6 separate regions of the Homo sapiens genome follow, and regions 1, 2, 3, 4 and 5 are each linked to region 6. The links are chromatin contacts, found by Hi-C or POLR2A ChIA-PET in ENCODE. All regions are on one chromosome and are shown on one strand. Each heading gives the region's core, a stretch centred on a gene start or an enhancer-like site at or near the end of the contact. The rest is flanking DNA. Distances are from core to core; before and after follow the strand shown. Region 1 overlaps HHAT (hedgehog acyltransferase). Region 2 holds the start of C1orf74 (chromosome 1 open reading frame 74). Region 3 holds the start of HHAT (hedgehog acyltransferase). Region 4 holds the start of PACC1 (proton activated chloride channel 1). Region 5 holds the start of RPS6KC1 (ribosomal protein S6 kinase C1). Region 6 holds the start of LINC00467 (long intergenic non-protein coding RNA 467).

Region 1 (4,292 bases), core at 1,564-4,063, 1.0 Mb after region 6:
AAAAGAGCTATAAACAATGAAAAAAGGTGATAAACAAATTGGAGATGATGAAAAAAATGTAATAGAATGAGATGACTAGAGAACAAATTACACAGAATCATGATTCCTCAGCTTCAAACTATGCTAATAAATCACACATACCATTAGTGTCACTTTCCCAGAATATCAAAAAGACAAAGTGAGTCACAATAACGTGGAAGGAAAAAAGATCCCCAGCCTGTTGGGGGCCACAGCCCCTAAAATGATCCTCACACTCAAAGAACTTACTTTATACTTAGGAAGTCTTCACATATGCAAGAAAGCTGATTTGTACAGAACATCTCTGCAGTGGGCAGACATAGCAAACTGGAACTCCACATGGAGTCCCAAAATGTTGGAGGCCCCCAGGGCAGAAGGCCAATTAAAGAAAGTGTGATCTCAGAGAGAAAAAGGGAGAACTAACATTTTTGCCATCTATCTAGGGGAAGAAGAAGGGAACCCTCCATAATCCCAGCTACCACCTTTCTACTTTACACACTGCCTGAAAGACCAGGGAAACAGGTGAGCAGAACTATGCTGGAGTTCTCCCATACATCTTTACATCTGTCCCCTTTGCCCATTAGCTGCCCAAGCTGTCCAAGAGACACCTCCCCACCCAGCGCACCCCTGAACCCACCAGCCGTCACAGGCAGCCCAGGGGCCTGGGAGACTGGGAATAGAGACAGAGAAGAACGAGACCAAGGCTCACCACATCCTCAGGGCACACTGCCCCATCCTTCCCCCACAGTCCATTACTTCCACCATCTTTCTTCAGAAATCTATTTGCGTATTAATAAAATAACTCATTTATGATGCCTAAGACTTACTTTAAAACACAAGCTACAACACAGAGACGTCTGCTTTCAGACAAGATATAGTACACACATTTATCCCTATCCCTCCACTAACGACAGCTAAAACCCTTGGATGTAACATATAAAACGAATGTAAGGGGATTGTGAATGGTGAAAAGAGCAGACTGGCTAGAGAGCTCAGGGCCTAAGGAACGACAATAAGCAAAACAAAATTAAGTATTAAGTAAATGTTGATATAAATATTAACATTTACATTAATGCATTATACTTAATATATAACTTACTAGATGGGCTTAATAGCAAAAGTAGATTACATAAGAAAGAATTATTGAGCCAGGCGTGGTGGCTCATGCCTGTAATCCCAGAACTTTGGGAGGCCGAGGCAGGTGGATCACTTGAGGCCAGGAGTTCCAGACCAGCCTGGCCGATATGGCAAAACCCCCTATCTAGTAAAAATACAAAAAAAAAAAAAAAAAAAAAATTAGCTGTGCATGGTGGCACATGCCTGTAATCCCAGCTTCTTGGGAGGGTTAGAAGAATCATTTGAACCCGGGAGGCAGAGATTGCAGTGAGCCAAGATTGTGCCACTGCACTCCAGCCTGGATGACAGAGTGAGATTTTTTTTTTTTTTTAATTATTGAACCTAAGGATAGGTCAATAAAAATCACCCAATCTGAACAAGAGAGAGAAAACTGACTGAAAAAATACAGCCTCAGAGACCCTTGATATAAGAACAAAAGATCTGACATTGGTGTCATTAAATTTTCCAGAAGGAAAGAAGAAAAAATATGAGGTTAAAAATACGTTCAAAGAAATAATGGCAAAAAAAAAAGATCTCCAAATTTGGCAAAAAGCATAAACCTACAAATTCAAGAAGCTGAATAAACCCCAATCAAATTAAATACAGCAATTAAAAGACAGAGCTTGGCAGAATGGATTGCTAGAAAAAAGACCCAACTCTGGACTGTCCACAGGAATTCACTTTAAATATAATGAAATGGGGAGGTGGAAAGTTAAAAGATGAAAAAGGATATGGCATACATACATGAATCAAAAGAAAGTGGGAGTGGCTCTACCAATGGCAGATAAAGTAGACTTCAGAGAAAGAAAATCACCAGGGTCAAAAAGGGTCATTGCAGAATGATAAAAATATCTTCTCACCAATAAGATATAAGAATCCTAAATGTGTGTGTGTATATACACATACACACATACATATATATTTAAAAGCATTGTGGTTTTTCAGGGATTAGAGATGAAGAGGAGGAGGGTGAGTATGGCCATCAAAGAGGCAGCACAGAGTAGCTCTTCAAGGTTCTGTATCTTTGTCATGTTGGTGTTTACATGAATCTACACATGTGATAAAACCACATATAACTATATACATATACACAAGTAAGTGCTTGCAAAACAGGTGAAATCTGATTAAAGTCTGTGGGTTGTACTAATGTCAAGTTCCTGGGTTTGAGTTCACTATGGAAGATTCCCCACTGGGGAGCTAACCATCAGGTTCTCCTGTTAGCAACAACAGACACCAGGAACTGCTGGGGGGTGGCAGGGAGGACTGGTAAGGCCTGAAAAACTAACTACTGGGTACTGTGCTCAGTACCTGGGTGACAAGATCATTCATACCCTCAACCTCAGCGTCACACAATATACCCAGGTAATAAACTTGCACATGTACCCCTGGAATCTAAAATTAAAAGTAAGGGATTAAAAAAAAAAAAAAAAAGATTCCCCACTGGGGAAGCTCGGTAGAGGTACACAAGGCCTCTCTGTACTACTGCTGCAACTTCCTGTAAATGTGTAATTGTTTCAAAATAAGATGATGCTAAAGATAACAAATCGTACTCCAAGTCCCATTATACAAAAAGGGCTAAAACGAGTTTCCATGGTTAACCCAGGATGGGATTTAGAACTCAGCTAGCATGGCCTCTACTTCGCCCCCTAGTGGTAGCACCAAAGGCACCCGGTGAATAACAAGGTGTGGAATCTCAAGGTGATGACTCAACATCTCATTTGCATACCCATAGTACCCTGCACATAGTAAATTATTTAAAGCTTAAAAGAATATTTCTTTTGACTCAACATTTCTAACTATGGGAAGATTAAAGAATTCTTTTTGTGCAAACTGTAGGCAGTAATTCTTTTTGTGCGAACTGTAGGCACCATCGGCGTACTAGGAGTTGCGGTTACTGCAACAATGAGTTGAACTAATTTGTAGCATTACACTGGTTTCTCTTCAGATCGAATAAATCTTTCGCCTTTTACTAAAGATTTCCGTGGAGAGAAACAAATCAGTTATAAGCTAATTTTTTGTAAGCCTTGCCCTGGGGAGGCAGATCATGTTTTATAAAAAAAGACTTAAAGAGGAAAACATTATGGTGCAACTTTAGGCTTAAGTGATTCATTGTCACTGTTTGTTTAAACATTGTGTAACAGAACTTGCAAAGACAGTTAACTCTTGTTTTCCATGTCAAAGGTCTGAATACTTGCATGATAAAAGTCTGTGTAACTTTCCCTGGTGACATCTGACTTGCTAATTAGCAACATTAACATTGGAGACACAGACTGGCTTAGACAATTTGGAGACTCCCCCTTAAGTGATGGCCTTTAAGATCCTAAACTCAGCCACATAGTTGGGAGAATTTCTGGTTGCCTGTCTGCAAAAAAGCCCCAAATCCATCCTTCTCTAGATAACATTCTATTATCTATCTACCTAGTAACAAATTCAATGCAAGGTGGTGATGCAAGCTCCTTAAAGGACTCCATCAATTCCACTGATCAGCTTGGTGTAAACTGGTTTCCACTGCTTGCCTAGTAAGTGTTTAATAAACGTACACATGCCAGATAGAATTTGACCTGAGCTTTGCTTTCATTAAACCTGGGAGCAAAATCATGATGGAATAACAAACCTTCATCCATCTCGAACTTTTCGGCAGCTATTGTCATCCCTGAAAGTAGCATCAGTCAGTTCCCCACACAAAGACACCCCACTTTACATCTTCTCCCACGTGCCCCTGTGATCTCGCTCTTACCTTGCTGCTGCTGCTTAATTTCTTTTTAACAAAGGCTTATCAACTGTCATGTCATGATTTTAAAAGGTAATAACCTTTTTAAGAATGCTGACAGGCACCACTTTTAGGAAATGTACTGAGAGAAGGAAATGTTTTCCCTCCTTCCCACTTCCCCATACCTCCCCCCAAATTTCAGATCCCGCCACTATTCAACCTGCCCTAGGCTGGAATAATCCCGTCCCCCTTTCTCTCTGAGTCTTGTTATGGCACTTATATAAGTCTGAATCATGTTACAGCACTTCCATGTTTGTGTGTAAATTAACTTTAATCCACCTCTAAGGACAGTTCTTAACATTGAAAGTATCCAAATGAGGAGTCCACAAAGAGTGAGTTAGCATTTGAAGGATTCTAATCAGAAATCTACTCCCAGACATGACTACAA
Region 2 (4,269 bases), core at 1,646-4,145, 1.6 Mb after region 6:
TGGAAGAAATGGGTTGTTGAGTGTGTTAAGGCTGGGATGAAGAAGGGCTGGGCAGTACTCTTCTGGAAAGGCTCACCTAGCACGAACCTGCTTGTCTCCCTTACTAGTGGAGGTATCTGAGTGTGAACAGTGAAGGTAAAGAGTGGTATAGAACAATGCAGCTGTATCTGTCACAAACTGGTCTTATCTAGAAACATCTGCTGAGTCTCTAACCCTTTCAGCTTTCTCTTCTTTTTTGAGACAGAGTCTTGCTTTGTTGCCCAGGCTGGAGTGCAGTGGCAAGTCACCACTTACTGCAGCTTTAAGCTCCTGGGCTCAAGCAATCGTCCTGCCCCAGCCTCCTGAGTAGTTGGGACAACAGTCGTGCACTATGATGCTTGGCTAATTTTTTTTTTATTTTTGTAGAGATGAGGTCTTGCTATGTTGCCCAGGCTGGTCTTGAACTCCTGGGCTCAAGCAATCTGGGACCTAAATGGCAAATAAGATGCTAATCTGTGGTTGCAAGCCCCAGTCCTCTTGAATAGTGATGCCTATCTGTCTGTGTCGGGACATAGTAAGGAAGCCCATGTCTAGTCTGGTACCTTTAAACCAGGCCATCTCCAACTTTTCAAAATGACTCAAAAGTTGAGCTAGCCTTATTTTAAAAACTAAAAGTTCAAAATCAGTGGTGACATGAGGACTTATTTATTTAAAGTGCTTAAGCCTTGGTTTTAGAGTTTCTAAGAGACCTAGTGGAATTTGCTATTATGAAAAGCATGAAAAGATTAAGAAACCTGGCTAAAGGTCAGGTGCCCAGCTTCGAGGAAAAGTTGGGCTTTTAGGGACCGGGAAGCATTAAAGGCACAGAAACTTTACATTTTGGGGGTCATTTTGTTGAGTAGGTGAAGTGAGGGATTTGGGCTTGATATTTGGCTGCCCCATCTCTACGTGGGAACTCAAAGTTAAAAACCCACTGTAGGTAAATTAGAAGGGCAGCTCTTGAATCTGGGCCAGTCTATATCCCTTCTGTGAAGTGCTAACAGCCAGGCTATCTGTAGCCTGGGTGGGAGCCCAGATAATGTGAGCTGGTAAAGGGTATTGGAAAAGTGCCAAGAAATGCCAAGCTTTTGGTTCGTAACCACTATAAAAAGTTTATGAACATGTCAGAGGAATGGATGAGTGATTTGTGAGGTCTTAACTAGATACCCCGGTTTCTTCCTTGTTTTGGCTTCTTTTCAGAATGCCGGGAGAGTACATGCAGGGATTCCATCTAATCACCCTCAGCACTCTTTCTCTGGTCCTGCTGGATAGATTTAGATTTCCTTTCTTTTTTTAGGGCCTCAGTCTGCTATCTCCTTTGGTGGCTACCACCACTCACTCCCTTGATATCTTCTACTCCCTTGCCTTCACCTTGCTTAAGACTGAGAAGGGAGTTAGATTTTGTCACTAGCTCTTCTTTTTCCTCACTGTGTACCCCACCAAACAAGATTAGTTCAAGTTAAAAAGAACCTACTGGAGGTAAACTGGGAGAGCAAGTGTTGGATCTGGGCTGGTCCCTTTCCCATAAAATTAGGTCCCTGGTTGTATGTTCCCATAGCACCCCATACTTCCTCTCTCAGAATAATCATTTCCCTTGTAATGCTCAGCATCCGCATCCTGCTTGACTGCAAACTTGCTGAAGGTAGGGACTGTTTGTCTTGGACTTCGCTGCCAGTCCTTAGAACAGTGTCTGGGACACAGTGTGTTCTCAAATATTTGTTGCTGGAATAAATGAATGAACTAAATCAGTCTTTTAGGGATTTACTGTTAACCACCATGGGAAAATTAAATAAATGCGGGGAAGGAAAACGTTCTAAAATTAGAAGACTACTTTCTACTCTCAGCTTCTGATTCCCTCTGAGCTAAGAACCAGACAGCCTTAGGCTGGTAACTCCTATAAGCTGGTCCTCCTCCCATGCTGACCCCATCTTTACTGTACAATTCACTTTTCATGGACTGAAGGCACCACCAAGATAGATCCAGGAGTGACAACTCCAGTGTAGGTGTCCACTGTTCCCTTAATCTCTGTCCTGCTCCAAGTATAAATAAATTGGGGCCATTTCCTTAGATATTGGGGTTTTCTCAAGAAATCCTTTCCCTTCGTGGCATGGGTCAAATCGCTGGTAGTTAAAAAGGTGTTAACTCTTACGTGAAATAACACTTTTTCTTTGTAATGACCTGACTGGAAAGCCTCTGTGTCATCACTTCTCATTTCTTATTTGAAATCAGCAAACTGGATTCAGTAGACATGAACTTAAGCCCCATGAAAGTGGGGGTTTTGTCTGTTTTGCTCACTGCAGTACCTCCAGGGCCTAGCAGCATGACTGGCACATATTTGTTCAAAGTGAATACTCACACCTTCACACCCTCCCTAGAGAGCTGTTGTAGGCCTCTCAAATGTAGGATTTAGGGAAGTCAAGTTAAAAAAAATTAAAACGTTTCAGCACCACCCACAGGTGAGGCTATTCTGCAAAATATGTTGTCTTGAGGTATGTTTCGTCTGGACAAAACGTATTTCCACAGACACAAATCAAAGGTGTTTATTAACTGCTGTGTGCCCTGTTTCTGGATTCCCAGTCAAGTGGGACACCAGACGTCATAACACAGGGAGGACGTTCGGCGAAGCAAAATGAGGGCAGCAGCGGGAAACCAGTTTCACCAGGTTCCGCCTTTTCTCGTTTACTTCCGCCCTTCCCAGTTCCTAAGCCGACAGATGGGGCCGCGTTCAGTCTGGCCGGAAAGGGCGGGCCGCACGGTGGCCCAAACTTCCGGCGCGCAGTAAGGCTGCCTAGCTAGTGATTCTAACGCGAGGCGCGCGAGCGGCTGGATGACGTCACGGAATGGGGGGAAAGAGGGCGGCACTCGAGTGGGTGCGCATGCGCAAGAAGGTGCCTGCGGGACTGGAGCAGAGCGGGCTGCGAGGGTCTTCCCAGCGCAGGCGGGTTTTCCAGTGTTACTTGCGGCTGGGCGTGGGGGACTAGCTGCCTTTCTGGCAGCAGGCAGGAAGCCGCAAAAAGTTTCTGAGCCCCCGAACCTGTAGCGGACGTGGAAAAAGAACGTATGTGAGACAGACTTATGCCTCATTTAGCAAATCACTATAACATGCTCTGGTGTGGGGTGTGTGGATCGGAGAAATCTCATCTTCCGAGGGTCCTTGATGTCGGACAGAAAGGGAAGGCGGGGCCAGCAGAAGTTAAAATACTACCCTTCTGCAGTTCTAGTGGATTTCATTCATTCATTTTTATGTGTCAGGGTGAGATGGTTGTTAGTCCACATTCTGGTGTATATTAATCAAATTACTATTCTTATAACTATTCTCTGGCGGGAAGAGTAGGGGAGTTGTCAGTGGAAAGGATACATTTGGAACTTGGAGCTCTGTCCCAGAAGGGCTTTTGGGCGAAATGCTGTGAATTTTGCCAAACACTGCCCCGCCTCCGCCTCTGCCCCAAATTCCCTACGGTTTGAACCAGAGAACGTAATTTGCAACAGGTGAAATTTAGAATAAAAGCCAGAGGGAATATAAATCTAGCTATAAGGCTAGAAAAACACACGAATTTATGATTGAGGGAGACCAAGTCAACCAGAAAAATCAAGCAGCATCGGTGAAACTATCTTGTCTGGGCTGGGTCGCCATTTCAAAGCAGGGAGGGACAGAATAACCTTTGGAAGATACCGCGATTTAACAGGAAGGCTGTTAATAATTCCCTGCTCCTGCTTTGTTTCTAGGCCCCTCCTCAAGTGTCTGGCTGAAAGATGCCACCCAGGGAAGGGAACTCGGGCTAGCTAAGGAGGCCATTCTTGATGTTGCTTCTAGATCTCATGTCATCACCGAGCCCTCAGCTGCTGGTGGCAGCTGCTCAGCAGACCCTTGGCATGGGAAAGAGACGGAGTCCACCCCAAGCCATCTGCCTTCACTTAGCTGGAGAGGTGCTGGCTGTGGCCCGGGGACTGAAGCCAGCTGTGCTCTATGATTGCAACTGTGCAGGGGCATCAGAGCTCCAGAGCTATCTGGAGGAGCTGAAGGGGCTTGGCTTCCTGACTTTTGGACTTCACATCCTTGAGATTGGAGAAAACAGCCTGATTGTCAGTCCTGAGCATGTATGTCAGCACTTGGAGCAGGTGCTGCTTGGTACCATAGCCTTTGTGGATGTTTCCAGCTGCCAGCGTCACCCTTCTGTCTGCTCCCTGGACCAGCTTCAGGACTTGAAGGCCCTCGTGGCTGAGATCATCACACATTTGCAGGGGCTGCAG
Region 3 (3,916 bases), core at 665-3,164, 1.1 Mb after region 6:
ATGTAACGTGCTTGAATTATCCCAACACCATCCCCCTTCCCCCAGTCCATGAAAAACTTATTGTCCATGAAACCGGTCCTTGGTGCCAAAAAGGTTGGGGACCACTGCTTTAGGGAACATTCCCCCTGGGCCAGGTCCTAAGCTGGAAGCAGGGGGTGCAGGTAAGGCCCATGCTCGCAAGTTCCTGATGCTACCTACAGAGCTCCCACCAACATCTGGCCACCCACAAAAACGGCTGCTCCCTCCAAAGAATTGACTTTCACCCTAAGTTCATCCATCTAACCTACTTCCAAGGAGGGGGCAAAGTAAACAGTAGATAAAGCACAGGCGTTGATCCAAAAGAGGAGTCCAAAACCCGGCCCTGACATGTACTAGTTTGTGGCTTTGGCTCCCCTCCAAGGCTTTCTCTATCCTACTGTGAAAAGAGATAACAACACTTATCTTTCCCAGTTACTGTAAGGTTTAGAAATAATGTATCTAAAGCACCTAATAAGCACACAGTCTCCTTAAATTAACATTAATTGAATCTCTCAGGTCAGAGCTGTCCTTATCAAACAATCACAATTAGGGACTGACTGGCAACGAGAAAGGAGGGAGAAAAATCACAGGGAAAATGGAACATGAGGAATGGAAGGGGAAAAAAATCATTCCTCAAAGTCTCCTTCAATGAACTACCGCCTCTTCAATGAAGCCTTCCCTCTCCTCTCCTTGCATTCCCATAGCACTTAATCACATTGAAATAGGTCCTTAGCTCTGAGAATGAATGAGATGCCAGGCACGGTGGCTCACGCCTGTAATCCCAGCACTTTGGGAGGTCGAGGTGGGCAGATCACCCGAGGTCAGGAATTCGAGACCAGCCTGGCCAACACGGTGAGACCCTCGTCTCTACTAAAAATACAAAATTAGGTGGGCGTGGTGGCGCATGCCTGTAATCCCAGCTACTCAGGAGGCAAGGCTGGAGAATCGCTTGAAACCGGGATGCTGAGGTTGCAGTGAGCTGAGATTGTGCCATTGCACTCCAGCCTGGGCGACCAGAGCGAAACTCCGCCTCAAAAACACAAACAACAACAAAAACAGAAAGAGAAGCAATGTCTCACTCCCACGTAATGCAAACCTCTGAGGATGCCAAATGCCCTAGCCCTACAACCCTGATCCAAGAGCAATGTACACAGGTAGCAGCACATTTCTTAACACCAATGCTACCCGTAAAGTACCTCTGGTGAGGATTAGCGGGAGGGTTTTTCCGCATAAAGACCTGCCACCTGAAGGTTAGACTCAGAACAGAGGAAGAAAACTGAGTCCTGAAGATAGAACGCAAAGGAAGTCTCTAACTTTAGAGTCCCTGGAGTCACAGCAGGCAGGCAGGCGCACCGCCGATACTGCCAAGAGGACCAGAGTTCGCAACTCCCCGCAGCAGTTCCGGAAGCTGGGGACGAAGCCAAGGAGAGAGGACGTGGGCAGGGCCGTGCGCGGACTTGTCCCGGCGCCTAGATCCCCGCCTTTGCCCGGGCGCACTGCGCGCGCGGCCCCCGCCGCTTTTGTCTTCTTCGCCCGACCGGGAACTTCCTCTGTCCCGCCCTCGGGCGCGCACACGGGAACTTGGGTAGGAAACGGAAAGCGTTTTGTGCATTTTTTTTTTAACAGAGTAAACTGACGCAGAAAATTCAGCATCTAACCTCCCCAGGACCCCCTATGGTCACCAGTTACCAACCTCCGGGCTGTCCCGGGCGGCGGCGACGGCAACGTTCACGCGCGCCGCGAGTTCCCAACACCCCTCTTTCGGCACTTCCGAGTCCCAGCGACATCGGCGGCGGCTGCGGGCTTCCCCGGGACGCCACCCTCTTTCCCCCGGAGCTGCCCTTTGGAGGAGCAGCGCAGCGCGCGTCCTCCGAGCACGCCCCTGCCGCCGTGCCCGCGCGCCCTCCGCGCCCGGACTCGGGAACCCGCGGCGCTCTCCGGGCGATGGCGAGCAGGCCGTGCTGCTGCAGGGGGCGGGCCAGAGCGCGGCCTGCGTTTCTGAACCGCGTTTGCCCCGCCGGCGGCCCGGGGCCCCTAGCCCCGCTCACCCCTCGGCTGTTGGTTCCCACTGACCCTGGCGTGCATATCTCTCCCCCACCCGTGTGTTCATTGCAGGTCTGGGGCTGCCTGCAAGTTAATTGCAGAGTGGAAGTCACCTGAAACTCGAGGTGGGCCGTCATTCCAACACCAGTGGTCCCCACCTACGTTTTGTAGGCGAAAGGAGGTAGTTCGGTGCGGTGGAAAGAGGGTGGGCTTTGCAGCCCTGGCAGCTTCGAGGGCTTACTGTGTGAACTTAGCCCCTGTGAGCCTCCCTGTACACCTCTGTAAAACAGAAATAGACTTCCCTGCTTTTCTTTGTAAATTAGAGTGAAGATCAAATAGAATAAACTTTATGAATTGTAAAGCAACTTACAGAGATCACTACTGCAAAATGGGTACGAAGATTTTGATTGCGTTGTGAAAAGAGTGGAAGATCTGAAGATGCTCCAACGGGGTATAATTGGGACGATGTTGCTGCTCGGAGGCCTCCAAGCCTGAGCCAAGAGACAGGCTTGCCAGAGTTCTCCAGACTTATCTCAGCAGAATCACGTGGCTCTCATTAAAACCTCGGGCTTCTGGATCCCTCCCCAAACCAAAAGCATCAGACTGTCCATGGCAGGGGCGTCTCAGGTGGTTCTATGATAAGGTGAAGGTGGATAACTCTGCCCTAGGCAGCAGGGAAACTCGGAAGCTGTGCTCTCAGAAATTTCATCTAGCAGTCATTGTAATGGTCGAGAGGATTATTTTAATGATTTTAGAATTCTCCAGGAAACCAGAGTATGAACTCTCCAAGAGCTGGAGCTATCTTTTCTTTCTGCTTCCCCCCAACCCACTCACCCCAAAACCTGGTACTGGATGGTGTTCAGTAAGCAGGTGTTAGTAAACTAGCCCCAAATAGGAGTGCCAGATTTAGCAAATAAAAATACAGCATACTCAATTAAAATTGAATTTCAGGCTGGGCGCGGTGGCCCACGCCTGTAATCTCAGCACTTTAGGAGCGGTAGCAGGAGGATCACTTGAGGCCAGGAGTTTGAGACCAGCCTGGCCAACATGGTGAGACCCCGTCTCTACTAAAAATACAAAAATTAGCCGGGTGTGGTGGCCTGCACCTGTAATCCCAGCCACTTGGGAGGCTGAGGCACGAGAATCGCTTGAACCCGGGCGGCAGAGGTTGCAGTGAGCTCAGATCGCACCACTGCACTCCAACCTGGGTGACTGAGCCGGACTCTGTCTCAAAAAAATAAGTAAATAATTTCAGGTGAACAATATGTAACTTTTTAGTATCACTATGACCCATGCAATATTTGGGATATACTTATTTTTTTTAAGTACTTACAGGAAGCTTGTAATCCCAGCACTTTGGGAGGTCGAGGTGAGTAGATAACTTGAATCCAGGAGTTCGAGACCAGCCTGGCCAACATGATGAAACTCCATCTCTACCAAAAAAAAAAAAAAAAAATGGTATATCTGAAATTCAAATTTACATCCTGGGTATCTGAAAATCAAACTTAACTGGGTATTTTATCTGTCAACTCTAGATCCAAGGGTTTGGCAGAGGGAGTGGCAGAATAAGAACTCAACTCAGGTAGTGTCAAACTCAGGGACAGGGATGTGATAACAGCTCCTATATTATTTCTAAAAGATGCTGTTGTTAATATAGGTTCAGTGTGATTTACACTTAACCCCTGTCTACATATGCACTTTAAATTCACCGGCGAACACAAAGGAGATAAAGGCAGATTTAAACACAGGCAATCAGAAACATCAAATAAAAATAGCCAAAATTTATGTGTGTGTGTATATATATATATATATATATATATATATATATGTATGTATTAGAGACAGTCTCACTGTG
Region 4 (4,442 bases), core at 600-3,099, 1.0 Mb before region 6:
TGTTAACCCTGTGAGGATGGCTTCAAAGTGAGGTAGGAGCAAGCCGGGAGTGTGTGGTGTCCTGGAAGCCAGGGAGGAACGCGTATCAAGGAGGAGGGAGGATCAGCCAAGTCCACTGTGGCTGATAAATCAAGAAAGAGGAGGATGGGAAAATGGCCATCTGATGTGACAACACTGAGGTCACTTGTGACCTTGACAAGCACTGTTCCAGTGGAGTGGAGGGGAGTAAAGCCTGACTGGTGTGTGCTCATGAAGGAATGGGAGAGAGGACTTGGGGGCTGCAAGGACAGAACATTATTTACATGTTTATGATCTGTCTCTCCACAGTTGCATGAAAGAGCCACGAAAGCCAGGACCCAAGGGTATCTTATCCATTTCTGTATCCCAGTGCCCAGCACATTGTATTTGTTAAGCCATATTTTATATTTTATTAGCCAGTATCTCCTTCAAATGTGGGAGCCCATAATTTTCCAGTTTGGTCACACCAACAAAGACTAGAGAGGAATGACAGGGTTGGAATAGAATTCTCTGGTTCCTTCCAGCTCTAATATTCTATGATGGTGTGAACTTGTTCTATCAAGTACCATTGTATTAACACAGTAAGGAATTTAATTAGTGGTCTGCTATTGTTAATTTGTTTTGGTAAGCAACTGTTAAATGAAATGGCTGGAATCAGTGTTCCATTCATAAATTTAACAAACATTTGTCGAGTGCCTACAATGTGTTAGGCACTATATATATTGTCCCATATAACAGATTTAAGAGCAGAGGGCCTAGGATAGGGGTGAGTGGTCAGGAGAGGTGATGGGGACCTCCCATTGCTAATGCTCCAGGAGGTCCAGGGTTCTTTGATGTGGCTGGCACTATTCTGCTTATCACTGAGGAGAGAAGAGGCTCCCAGTGGCCTGAGTGGAGGGGTTACCAAGCTGCAGCTGCAAGGGACACAGAGCAGCATTCACCAAGGCACAACAAGCAGCCTCTATCTGCTTCACCACTGAGGAGCCGAGGGCCCTCACACAACAGCTGTTTCAGGCAGTGGGAGGAGAGGAAGATGTGGTCTTCAGGTCCACCCTGCCACAGGGCCAACACCAGATTTGACGCCACATCTAGCGCTTGAGGCTTCTTCTGTGGCTGAACAGCGGCTTTAGGCTTTCTCTGCACGATCCTTCCTTTCTGCTTTCATAGGCCTTGTCAGGCAGGGCAGGGTTTAGCAGTTGCATTCTAAGGCGAGGAGAGGAGGGCTCAGAGCATTGCAAGACCTAAAGGGGAGGGTCAGAGCCAGGACAAGAACCTAGGGGTACTCCTGCCCCTGGAATAATGGAGAGAACATGGGCTCCGCAGTCTACCCCTGGATGAAATAATCTTCATTTGATTACCGCTCCACCCGCATCCTTTCTGAAACAAAGTACCTCAGTTTCCTCATTTGTAAATTAGGGAGAAAAATGTCCTTCTTACAGGGTTCCTTGCAGAATCAACGGCATAATGTGAGTGAGAGCGCTTTGTAACTAACATACAAAGTGCTCTCCAGACATTTATTACCGTTTTAAACCGCCAGGCCAAGCTTCCTCTTGCAATTATAGATTAGGGGCTCCTACTCATCTGACTTTGTTCCACTTTCCACTCCTCTTCTCCGTCCCTCCCCCTCCAACAAAGAGAGGAAGTGAGAGACGCAGAGGCACGCGTCTAAGGACCAGCTTAGCTGGCCCAGGGTCACATGCAGGCCTCCGCCACAGGGGTGAGAGCTGGTGTGAGGGGCGCCCCCGCCCAGAACTACATTTCCCATCAACACTTTCGCGACTCCTGGGCGGCAGCGGCCAGGCGCATGCGCCGAGTATCGCCACGCCTGGTCTCTGGGACGCCCCTCCGGACCGGTTTCGCCTCGCGGAGCCGGTAGGTCCAGGTGCAGCGGCCGCAGTGCTGCGTCCGTGCGCCGCGGGCTGGGGCGGTCTCAGGTGTGCCGAAGCTCTGGTCAGTGCCATGATCCGGCAGGAGCGCTCCACATCCTACCAGGAGGTACGAGGTTGTGAGAGACGGAAGGGAAGTTTGAGGCGGAGGAGCAGGGTCCCGGGGGCCTGGGCGGATGCGGGGCGGGGGGTGTCGGGGCTGCGCGGCAGAGGGCTCTTCCGAGGGACCGACGGGTGCGTCAGGGGAGGGCTCCCGGGGTGCAGAGGAGCGGCCCAGGGGCAGGAAGGAAGCGGGGCAGCGGAGCGGGCGCCCAGCGTTCTCCGTATGCTGCGGGTTGCATGGCCGAGGTCCGGAGTAGGGTCCCCGGCGCCGCGACCCGTAACCAGCAGGTGAATGATTGAAGCTACCTGAGGCCCAGCCTTCCGCGCTCCCCGCCGGAGCGGCAGCCCAATGGCCCAGAGGAACCCGGCGTTCTTTGCAACAAGTGGAGCGCCCGCGCCCTCCTCCCGGCGAGATCTGATGCGCGGTCGGCATCGTCGGCATCCTCCCCCTCCAAGCCCAAGGCCTCGCTGTCCCCGCGGCTGGTGACAGGATTGATTACCTGTTTTTTGGTGACCACCTAACTTTGAAAAAGTGCCTTCATGGACTCTGCTAGTTCTCGCTCCTCTTCGTCTCTCCCTCCAGTCTCACCTCCTCCCACGACTTTATCACTTTCCAGTTCTTTGTCTCTTCTCTGTCCTGCGCTGCAGGCTGTGCGTCCAGCGCTTCCTTCAAGCAAGCCCTGCCTCCTCACTTCTCCAGCTGTATTAGTGAAACTGCTCTCCTCCTCCGCCTCCACTTCTCGGCCCCCAAACCTTGGTCATCTTTGGCAACCGTCCTCTTCTGTGCCCCTCCATCGTGCCGCCTCATTGGCCAAAGTCAGGCAGTTCCAGGTCGGTCCTCCTCCAGTTTGTGTCCCTGTGTTTGCTGTAACCTCTGAGTGCGATACTGTGTTACCATCGCTCCCTTTAGTCTCTTATACTCTCCAGATTTGCCTTGAGGCCCTGCCTTCACCTCGGAGCATTCCTTTTTTCTCAGACCTGACGCTGCCCTTCGTCTGCCCAGAACAGTCCAGACTTCTCAGCAGGCTCCCAAAGCTCTGAACAGCACAGCAGCCATGTCTCCCATTACCTTTGCCACCTCCTAACCCACCTAGGGTCTGGCACAGTGGAAACTCAGTTTTAAAATGTGCTCCTGCCTCTGTGCGTGTGCTCACTCCATTCCTTCATCAACGCTCCGCCAAGCTCCATTGGGTAAAATGCCCCCAGAAGTCAAGGGCTACCTCAAGTTCCATGTGTTCCATAGGGGTCCGCTTTCCAGACCCGTCTGCATTTCTGTCTGTCCTTCTCATAATGAACTTGCTGCCTTCTGTCTTAGTCAATAGTTACTGCTGTACATATCTCCCTTTGTAAAAGACTGATTCACAGAAGGGCTTTGTGGACTATATAAAGCAGGTGGCTTAGCCCTACAGTGGAGGGAGAAGCCAACTTGAAGGCAGATGAGATTTGCCTAAGGCTTGCCATTTTTTAGTGTAGGATCTTGGCTGGAATCTGGCCTTGGACAGATTTCTATATTTCTCCTCCCATCCCCTTTATTCCATCTGTTTCCTTTGTCTGAAAGGAGTCTGAGGGATTTTAACCAGTGCTGTGGATTCCATGACCCCTAGATTCTGTACCCTAAACAGTGGGGGAATCCTGGGGAATGAGATGTGTCTGAAAGTTTTTAGGTTTATAGGGTGTGGAGCACAGTGGATAAAAGTCAGAAAGCCCACGTTCGTGCCTGGCTGTGCCTCTTGCTGTTTGTGTGACTTTTATTGAGTCACATAACTTTCTGAGCCTCAGTTTCTTTGTCTGAAAGATGAAGATAATAAAAGTCCCTACCTCCCAGGGTTGTTTGGGGATTAGATAAGTTGGTGTGGAAAGCGCTTGGCTCAGTGTCTGGCAAATGGTGACCCCACAGTGAATGATAGCTCTTGTTAACGGTGTGGGCAGCTCCTGCGTCCAGGATGCTTTGGGGTCCTGGCTTAGCAGGAACATGTGCCTCACCATCCACACATAGCCAGCCTAGCAGGGCTTATAAAATGTTTATTAAAATATAGGCACTTACCCCGCTTGGAGGGCCAAGGCCCAGGGTAGACTCAGTTTCTCTTTGGAGGCATCTCCAAAGTGGGAGGCACTGGAAGGGTGCCCTCCCCTTGCCTTCTTCAGAGGCCTGTTCTGGAGTCCCTGTCTCTCACTTCCTCAGAGAATGGGGCCACCCAGAAAATGGCCGGCGTCTTTCTTCCTGAACCATTCTGTGAGTGTACCTAGCTCTGAGTAGGTTTATTTGCTGAGGGGGGATTTTTCCTTGGGGAGGGTGGGATATACTGAGAATTTGGCCAGGGGCAGGCAAGGAGGCAGGCTCATTATGGCTGTGGGTAGTCAGGAAGGGAACCTGGTGGGAGGGTGTTAGCACCTGGGTCAGGGTGAACCTGAGTGAGGCTTGAATCAGGGAACTTT
Region 5 (4,245 bases), core at 941-3,440, 1.7 Mb before region 6:
AATGAAGAGGAAAACATTCAACAATGTTTTTCAGGCACTGTGTGCCATGCACATGCATGTTCTTTTATCTATTATTTGATATAAGCAGAAACAAATGCCAATGATAGAGAACTGCTCTAAATCCACTAAGAGACACAGACATGCAACTAAATTAATACAATATAACTTTCCTGTTAAATTAACGGATAAGTAGGATGCTGTGAGAGAAACATTACGTATGTTGAAAACTGTTCTGATTCCATACACTATGTGTTAGGAAACTAAGCCTAGATTTTCAAAGGGCCCAATGACTAGAAAGGTTTCAAGAGTGGTATAATAAGGGCCCCTCACTCTCACAAAATTTCTTACACAACCTGAAACTAACATTCCACCCATGTAACAACCTTAAGTGCAAGCAGGGAGCAACAAACATCCCTCTATTCTCCGAACAGCAATCGGCAATAGCAGGTCAGGTCTTCTCATTATCTTTATACAGACATGTTCATCTATCCCTCCTTCTCACATTTATCTGAATTGTGCACCATTTCCATACATCACGTGCCACTCCCATGCCCCAAACTGATCTATTTAACCTTTAAGATTCTTCTCAGGCTGGGTGTGGTGGCTCATGCCTGTAATCCCAGCACTTTGGGAGGCCGAGGCAGGCGGATCAACTGAGGTCAGGACTTCGAAATGAGCCTGAGCAACATGCAGAAACCCCATCTCTACTAAAAATACAAAAAATTATCAGGGCATGGTAGCACATGCCTGTAATCCCAGCTACTCGGGAGGCTGAGGTAGGAGAATCGCTTGAACTCAGGAGGCAGAGGTTGCGGTGAGCAGAGATCATGCCATTGCACTCCAGCCTGGGCAACAAGAGCGAAACTCCGTCTCAAAAAAAAAAAAATTATTCTGAAGGCCTGCTTTACATCCTCCAAATGTATATTGAACTACTGTTACTTAATCTGTACCTCTCTTCTTTAAAAATTGATAAAGTTAATTATTAACATTTTATATAACTTGGAGTTAGGCAAAACTGGTTTCAGATCCCAGACAGATCTGCTACTGCCTTGCAATGTAAAGTTGGGCAAGTTACTAAACTTGCTTTAATCTATTTCTTCCTCATTAAAATGAGAATTAAATTGGGTGATGTGCATAAAATGCCTACTATACACATATATTCATGCACACATACGTCACATACATATATACTTATTTAATTTTGATTTATTCTTACTTTCCTAGAAGATGCAGACTCTCTTTAAAACTCAAGGCAAAAGCAATGAAACATAAAGTGGGTACTAAAAATTGGACCAGTTAGTTGATGTAAAGGAGCCTCCCAACTTTAAAATGTGCCCTCATGGTAGCTCACACAAGCCACCCTCAGCAGATTTTTTTCACGTCTCCTACTGAAAAACATGAAAAACTCAAAGGTTTGACAAAGCCCGGATCCACAGTTCCTAGGTTGGTGGCCTAACACTGACATCTGTCCCAAGAATCTGTCTTTCTCACAGCAAACCTGATAAAGGTCAAGAGAAAAAACAACTTATATTACATAAGCCAAACAATACATAAATTAACACTTTTTAATCTGCATTATCTTCCTGGAGCAAGCAAAACCACTTCTGCAAATTGCGAACTCAGAAGAGAAAGTCCAAACGGGATGGGAACTGAGTCATCAATTTAAAACCATCAACCACTGACTGCCCCACCCCCAGAAAGAGGACTCTACCACGACCTACTACAGTGAAGCCCTGGGCATATCACACTCAGCCACTACTCTAAAAATCCCAACCTCCGACACCCAAGTCCCGCCAGTAGGAGCAGCACCCAGTCCCACCCTCGGCTCTGAGCCAGAGTCAGGTACCCTCACATCAGGGTCCCCACCCCAGATCCTCAGGTCCCAATCCAAGCTCTACCCCAGCCCGACACCGGCACTCACCCGGGCGGTGACCTTATATACTGTGTAGCCCCTCGGGTGTCGCTGGGGCTCGGTGACAGTGTAGAAACGGGCCAGGTCGGCACTCCGCTCCCGGTAAGAGGTCATCCTCCCGCCGCCTCTGCCGCCGCCGCCACCCGCCCGGGATCATGAGGGAAACCCGGCGCCGCCGCGGTCCAGGTTCCCCAACGCAGCGGCGAAGCGGCGAGGGGGCGGTGGCTCCAAGGCGGCTCCACGGCGGCGCCTCAGCTGCACAGCTCTGCTTCCGGGTCAGCAGAGAAGCTTCCGGGCCAGGCTATCTCCCGCTTCTAGGGGGAGGGGAGACTCCTCCTTAGATTCTAGCCCCTTTGGGGCACCTGGGACTGGCCTGTAGTTGAAGACTAAGGGGTCGCGCTGCCACCCCCGTCACTGCGGAGACCTCAGGCCTCTCCACTAAAGACGACCTCTTGTACGCTAGCTCCGTCACCTTTTATGAGATTTTATGAGAGTTGGTATAGCCACGCCACACCGGGAGAGCGTGGTCCTCCCTGCCTCCGCCCCGCCGTGGTACAAACTTAAGTGGAGTGTTGAAGGGATGGAGAGATACCATAGCCTAGCACCTTCTTTCCTTACCTATTCACAGCCTATCATTTTAAATACCCACAGCAACATCTCATTCTCTGAGACATATCCCTTACTTCTTTCTAAGACGAATTTCCTTCCATTGAGCGCCTTTCTGTAACACATCTGCACAGCAAGCCCCCAACCCAAAAAAGCTCCCAAGCCAATATCAATCTTTTAAAAATCCCCACAGGTTCGAAAATCTGGAGTCCGCCTCTGGCTAGAAGAAAGAAATATGTCACTCGACCTCTCCGAGTCACTCACTACAGTTTCCAATTTCAGCTGAGGTTGTTATCAACGCTTGGCAGTTCCTTTATCTTTTTGTGATCAAGGTTCCTTTTCATTCCACAAAATATTCATGCCAAGTCTTTGCCATTATCCTAAAGACTCTGTTCCTCTTCCTTTTGCCTCCCTACTCTCCGCACCACCACTCTTCTTTACAGGGAAAAAAGAAGAGGAAGAAGCAGCTATGGCCCTTAGTACCAATTCCTTTGTCTTCTCACATTTCCATGCCAGTCTGAAACGTACACATATCACTTGCTCATTTTTACAGCTAATGACTCCACATGTGATCTGAATCCCATCCTCTTTGGCAAACCTTAAGACACTGTTTCAATGACATTCCAAATCTCCTTTCTGTATGTTTAATCTCTTTCTCACCACTGGCTCCTTCTTTTCAACCTACATATATCTAAGTCTATTAGTCATTCATTAAACCTGAATTCACCACCTACTATGTGCCAGACATGATGCCAATTTGGCATTGGAGTTACAAAGATAGTCCCTGTTCTCCGACCGGGCGCGGTGGCTCACGCCTGTAATCCCAACACTTTGGGAGGCCGAGGCGGGCGGATTACCTCAGGTCAGGAGTTCGAGACCAGCCTGGCCAACATGGTGAAACCCCGTCTCTACTAAAAATACAAAAAATTAGCCAGGCGTGGTGGCAGGCGCCTGCAATCCCAGCTACTTGGGAGGCTGAGGCAAAAGAGTCGTTTGAACCCGGGAGGTGGAGGTTTCGGTGAGCCAAGATCGCACCATTGCACTTCAGCCTGGGGGACAAGAGCAAGACTTCTCTCAAAAAAAAAAAAAAAAAAAAAAAGGTAGATAGTCCCTGTTCTCAAGTACCATCTAGTAGGAAAAATAAAGACACAAAATATACTGTGATAAGTACCATGGTGAATGTATATATGGAGTACTAAAGAGCACATCAATTCAGGATGGAAGATCGCCTAAGGCTTTCTGATAGAAGACTGAGTCTTGGAAGAGAGATGGGAGTTAGCCAGGAGAGAAGGGAGTAAAGGGCATTATTCATTTTGCCTTCTTTTCTTCCTTTCTTTCTCCTTCCACTCACCGTCAAAGTTGTTTAAGTTGATTTTAAAGTAATCTACATCAACATTGCATCATCACCCATTTATTCCCATGTCCAATTCAATCTGGTTTCACCTCTATATTGCTACTCTGAAACTGCTCTGAAAACAGTTTCCAGTGACCTCAATTTGCCCAATATTTCTGGATTTTGAAAGTCTCTGACCATTTCTACCTTTTTAAAACTTTTGTATATTCTTAGCATATGAGTCAGCATTATTTCTCTTTTCTCTTTTATACTCAGATGACTTGCTCTTTTTTCAGTCTCCTTTGCTGGTTTCTATTCCTTCCAAGAACTTTTAGTATTCTTGTTTCTCAAGATTTTGCCTTTGATCCTTTGTTCTTTATTCCCATTGACTTGC
Region 6 (3,874 bases), core at 196-2,695:
TTAGATTTATAATATTTTAGTGACCTAGCCTAACCTTAACATTTTACAGATGAGTAAACACATCTAGCACTTTTACCTGATTTGTCCAAAGTTGCTCTTATACAATTTGTATTCTGTGCAACTGAGATGGGATTTATCTGCTATTTTATGTGGCCTTTTTATGAAGGCCTTTTCATGTTTCTCCTTCAGGTCGGAACTAAACCTCAGAGTTCTTCAAAACCCCAATTACCTTTATTGTCTTACATAAGCTAGCTGCCCAAATGTTTGCTGAGAATAGTGATAACCATTGTCATATTGAGGTAGAGGAAGGGGGCTGGTTGGTGGGTACTGGTTTAGGGGTACTTTTTTAAGGAAGCATGAGCACATTTTGGATATGCAAAATATTATTAAGTTTAGAGCTTAGATTTGGAAAAACAACACTTAAGCGTCTGTGTAAGGAGAGCTCTGAGAAAAGGGTTTTCAGACAGAACCCAAATTTCTCAAGAAGAACCCTCTAAACAGCATTAAGGAAAAAAATTCCTCTGTAGAAGCAACTAAGAAAAAAAGGAATACTCAGTATTTGGGAAAGAGAAAGGAATGAATGATAACAACACCAGATTGAGTAAGCTACACAATAAATCCAAATTTCAGCCCTACCACATCCAACCTATGTTGCCTTGAGCAAATTATTAAACTTTTCTGTGCCTCAATTTTCTCATGTCTGCCTACTTAAGGACTGCGTGGGAAGATTAAATAAAATGCATGTAAAGCACTTAGGTCAGTACCTTACTCTTAAGGCACTCTTAAGGGTTTGAGAAGGAAGGGAGGGACGTTAAGTGGAATGGTCCTTGGTACATTTTTGTTCCGCGGCAGTAGGATTCTGAAACAGAGGACATAATTACAAAGAAAGTTGGAGTAAGAAGTGGTGGTGCGGGCATCACATTTTCCTGGTGAGTATCTGAGGGCCCATCACAACTGTAGGAAGCGGAAGGGCTAATAAGTGTCAGGCCAAGAGCACACCCTCCAGGGTGCATCTGAGAAGTCGGCGGCCGTCGAGTATTAGCACTTAAATACTACGAGAGCTTTCATGACAAAGGACACATCTTTTGGGGAAACTCAGAGCTTGGGAGCGGCCTCATTAGCGGGGGACCGGGCAGAGGGGGGCTACCAACAGTCCCCTCGGAGTGACCGAAGGGAGATTGAGGAAAGAGTGAGGTGGGAAGAAAATGGCGGCGCGGCTTCTACCGGTTTGCCTTCACACTCTAGCCACAGCCCCGGCTGGAACGGTCACTTACTGGAAACTGCAGAGAAACAACCTGTTTGGTCCGACTTGACAACCTCAACCGGACCGAAGGTGCTGAACAACCAGTGCGGCGAGCGCCGCGAAACCCAACGCCCGACCGCGTAGGGAACGTCACAGCGCGCGCACGCGCAACAGTCGACTAGAAATGTCCGGCCTACGCCACAGAGCGGGGCGGGAGCGGAAGCGACTCTTCCGGTCGCGGGAGCCTTAGGCAAGAGCTGCTGGACTGGAGGGAGGGAGGGGAGGGGAGGGGAGGGGCGCGGGGACTCAAGCCACGGTTTTTGTGTCCGCGGCTGCACCCCTCTCGAAGCGTTTTCACGCACATGTGAGAAACCTCACACCCTGGGGCCGATTTCTTTAGTAGATTGGCGCCCAAATGGCAAAGATTTCCAGGGATTTGTTTGGGATTCCATATTTTTGTAGATTTGCCGAGATTGGATACTAGTACAATATTGAGAATTCCCGTCCAGCAATGTGGCTATTTTTTTAAATTAATTCAGTTCTCCCTTTGTTTTTCAGGTAAAGCGTTGCAGTTCGCTTGGTGTTGTGCGCATTTAACATTTTTTCATAGCTATTTTTGTTATTGTAGTTTGTTTTTACTAATAGACTATTAATCCATTAGTATCCTTGTATAAGAATGGCTTTTGATTGTTGATCTATCTGGACACTTCACTAAACGTTCGTATTCTAAAAATTTGACAGGCAGTCCTCTTTGATTTGTAGGTAAGAATTTATCTGTAAAGAACAATTTTGGCTTTTCCCAAGAATCCAGTGCAACACTGAATAGTAGCCGGAGGTACTTATTTCTTACCAGGAGTTATTTTGGATTGCATCTTAGGTTTCATTCAAGATATCTTCTGCAGGTTTATGGTGTGTGTGTGTGTGGGTGTATAGGCAAATTATGTTCTTTTCGTAGTTTACCATATCGGTTTTTTTTTTAATCAGCAAATGACTAAGTTTTACCAAGTATTTTCAGTATCAGTCTTTGAGATGATTGTATGGCCTTTTTTCCATTACTCTACAATAAAATAACTACAATAATAGATTTTCTAATGGTGAGCCAAACTTAGAATCCTGGTATCTTATTTTTTCAATATATTGCTGGATGCAATTTGCTGTGTAGTTAATTTTGGATTTTCATGTATGCACCTAAGTTAGATTGGCTTATGGTTTTCTTTTGCTGTCCTTGTCTAGTTTTGGTATCAGGTTGTGCTAGGAGTCAGACAGGTTAACTTATTTTTGTATGACCTGGAATAGACATAGCATGTGTGAATGATACATTTCTTAGGTTTTGAAGAACTCATCTTTAAAGCCTTCTGGGTGTGGTGCCATCTTAATGGATAGTTTTGTTTTTTATATAGCGTCCATCGTTATTGATACCTAGAATTTTTTCTTTTGCTTCTTGAGAAAATTAGTTTTTTCTAGAAAAGTATTGGCCGGGTGCGGTGACTCACGCCTGTGATCCCAGCACATTGGGAGGCCGAGGAGGGCGGATCACGAGGTCAGGAGATCGAGACCATCCTGGCTAACACGGTGAAACTCCGTCTCTACTAAAAATACGACAATGAAAAATTAGCCGGGCATGGTGGCGGGCGCCTGTAGTCCCAGCTACTCAGGAGGCTGAAGCAGGAGAATGGCTTGAACCCGGGAGGCGGAGCTTGCAGTGAGCTGAGATTTTGCTACTGCACTCCAGCCTGGGGGACAGAGCGAGACTCCATCTTTAAAAAAAAAGTATTTCAGCTATATTTTCTAACATTTAAAAAAATCTCATATTGTTCTCAACCATTCTTATATATTCTTATATATATATTCTTATATATTGTATTGGAGTCTTTTTCTTGATCATATTTATCAAACCAGCTTTTGGTTTTATAGATAAAATCTGTCTTAAAAGTAATTTCTCTTTCATTAATGTATGCCTTCATTAATTTCTTCTTATCTCTTTGGGTTTATTTTGTTCTTTTTATAGAATCTTGGAAGCTTAACTTTCCTTTAAAATGTTTAATATGAAATATTACCAGAATGTACAGTTACAGAAAATAATATAATGAACACTTGTATACCAACCATCTAGCTTTATCCCATTTTAACATTTTCTCTTATTTGCTTCAGATTTTAACATTCAGTTAGAGCTCCTTGTGAAACTGCCTGCAATCTCATTCTCCCTCTCTTCCTCTCTGAAATTAACTACTTCATTGAATTTGGTATCTGTCATTCCCATGAAAGCTTTTATGTATGCTCCAAATACATGTAGCGATGTTAAGTAGCATAAAGTACTGTTTTATGCTTTTTAAACCTAATATAAATGATATGCATGTCACTTACTTTTGCCACCTATAATTATGTATGTAAAATTTATCCAGGATGATTCCTGTAGTTCTAGTTTTATTTTAACTGCTGAATAGTATTCCATTGTATAATTGTACCACCATTTATCCATTCTCCAGTTGCTAGCAATTTCATGATTCCTGATTTCTGTCATTATAACATGAGTTAGTTCTTGCACACAGCTTCTTAGACATATGGTAAGAATTTCCTTAGGATAATGTCTAGAAATGGAATTGCAAGGTGGAAGGGTTTGCACAGTTCAAC

Evidence for each region. Hi-C counts contacts between places; a loop is a spot of excess contacts on that map. ChIA-PET counts read pairs that join two places held with the same protein, here RNA polymerase II (POLR2A). Pooled maps may share reads with other maps.
Region 1: a loop to region 6 is called in a pooled map, with 4 times the contacts of the local background. The contact joins the enhancer-like site here to the promoter of LINC00467 in region 6. A Hi-C loop is called at or near these places in 3 of 50 pooled maps. POLR2A ChIA-PET finds 5 or more read pairs at or near these places in 2 of 52 experiments (MCF 10A and activated CD4-positive, alpha-beta T cell).
Region 2: a loop to region 6 is called in a pooled map, with 7 times the contacts of the local background. The contact joins the promoter of C1orf74 here to the promoter of LINC00467 in region 6. A Hi-C loop is called at or near these places in 4 of 50 pooled maps.
Region 3: a loop to region 6 is called in a pooled map, with 6 times the contacts of the local background. The contact joins the promoter of HHAT here to the promoter of LINC00467 in region 6. A Hi-C loop is called at or near these places in 2 of 37 single-sample maps with no recorded cell type and 6 of 50 pooled maps.
Region 4: a loop to region 6 is called in a pooled map, with 10 times the contacts of the local background. The contact joins the promoter of PACC1 here to the promoter of LINC00467 in region 6. A Hi-C loop is called at or near these places in 8 of 50 pooled maps.
Region 5: a loop to region 6 is called in a pooled map, with 7 times the contacts of the local background. The contact joins the promoter of RPS6KC1 here to the promoter of LINC00467 in region 6. A Hi-C loop is called at or near these places in 4 of 50 pooled maps.

What each region holds. Positions count from the first base shown.
Region 1 is chr1:210,373,037-210,377,328 of GRCh38, reverse strand. The region is part of intron 3 of HHAT (hedgehog acyltransferase); the gene reads right to left. It also overlaps the pseudogene RNU5A-8P. Among named protein-coding and RNA genes, the nearest start is that of HHAT, 46 kb to the right of the region's middle. RefSeq lists a silencer at 2,692-2,781 and enhancers at 2,457-3,368, 3,369-4,281. Within about 2 kb of position 2,813, at least 16 of the 41 ENCODE cell types and tissues checked have a DNase peak (open chromatin) inside an H3K27ac peak, as active enhancers do.
Region 2 is chr1:209,783,185-209,787,453 of GRCh38, reverse strand. C1orf74 (chromosome 1 open reading frame 74) reads left to right here and starts at 2,895. Exons shown (of 2, transcript NM_152485.4): 1 at 2,895-3,076; 2 at 3,745-4,269. The coding sequence starts at 3,820. IRF6 (interferon regulatory factor 6) reads left to right here. Exons shown (of 9, transcript NM_006147.4): 9 at 1-1,837. RefSeq lists enhancers at 1,957-2,572, 2,757-3,016, 2,573-3,190.
Region 3 is chr1:210,326,900-210,330,815 of GRCh38, reverse strand. HHAT (hedgehog acyltransferase) reads right to left here and starts at 1,914. Exons shown (of 12, transcript NM_018194.6): 1 at 1,712-1,914. RefSeq lists enhancers at 56-225, 1,338-1,697, 2,572-2,741 and a silencer at 1,858-2,107.
Region 4 is chr1:212,412,293-212,416,734 of GRCh38, reverse strand. It overlaps PACC1 (proton activated chloride channel 1), which reads left to right and starts at 1,849. Exons shown (of 8, transcript NM_018252.3): 1 at 1,849-2,013. The coding sequence starts at 1,978. RefSeq lists a silencer at 2,138-2,197.
Region 5 is chr1:213,049,186-213,053,430 of GRCh38, reverse strand. RPS6KC1 (ribosomal protein S6 kinase C1) reads right to left here and starts at 2,190. Exons shown (of 15, transcript NM_012424.6): 1 at 1,922-2,190. The coding sequence starts at 2,026. RefSeq lists a silencer at 1,962-2,061.
Region 6 is chr1:211,380,326-211,384,199 of GRCh38, reverse strand. LINC00467 (long intergenic non-protein coding RNA 467) reads right to left here and starts at 1,445. Exons shown (of 6, transcript NR_026761.2): 1 at 1,275-1,445. It overlaps LOC124904504 (a long non-coding RNA gene), which reads left to right and starts at 1,456. Exons shown (of 2, transcript XR_007066868.1): 1 at 1,456-1,607; 2 at 1,802-3,874. LOC107985259 (a long non-coding RNA gene) reads left to right here. Exons shown (of 2, transcript XR_001738447.1): 1 at 1-929; 2 at 1,246-1,374. RefSeq lists an enhancer at 1,263-1,332.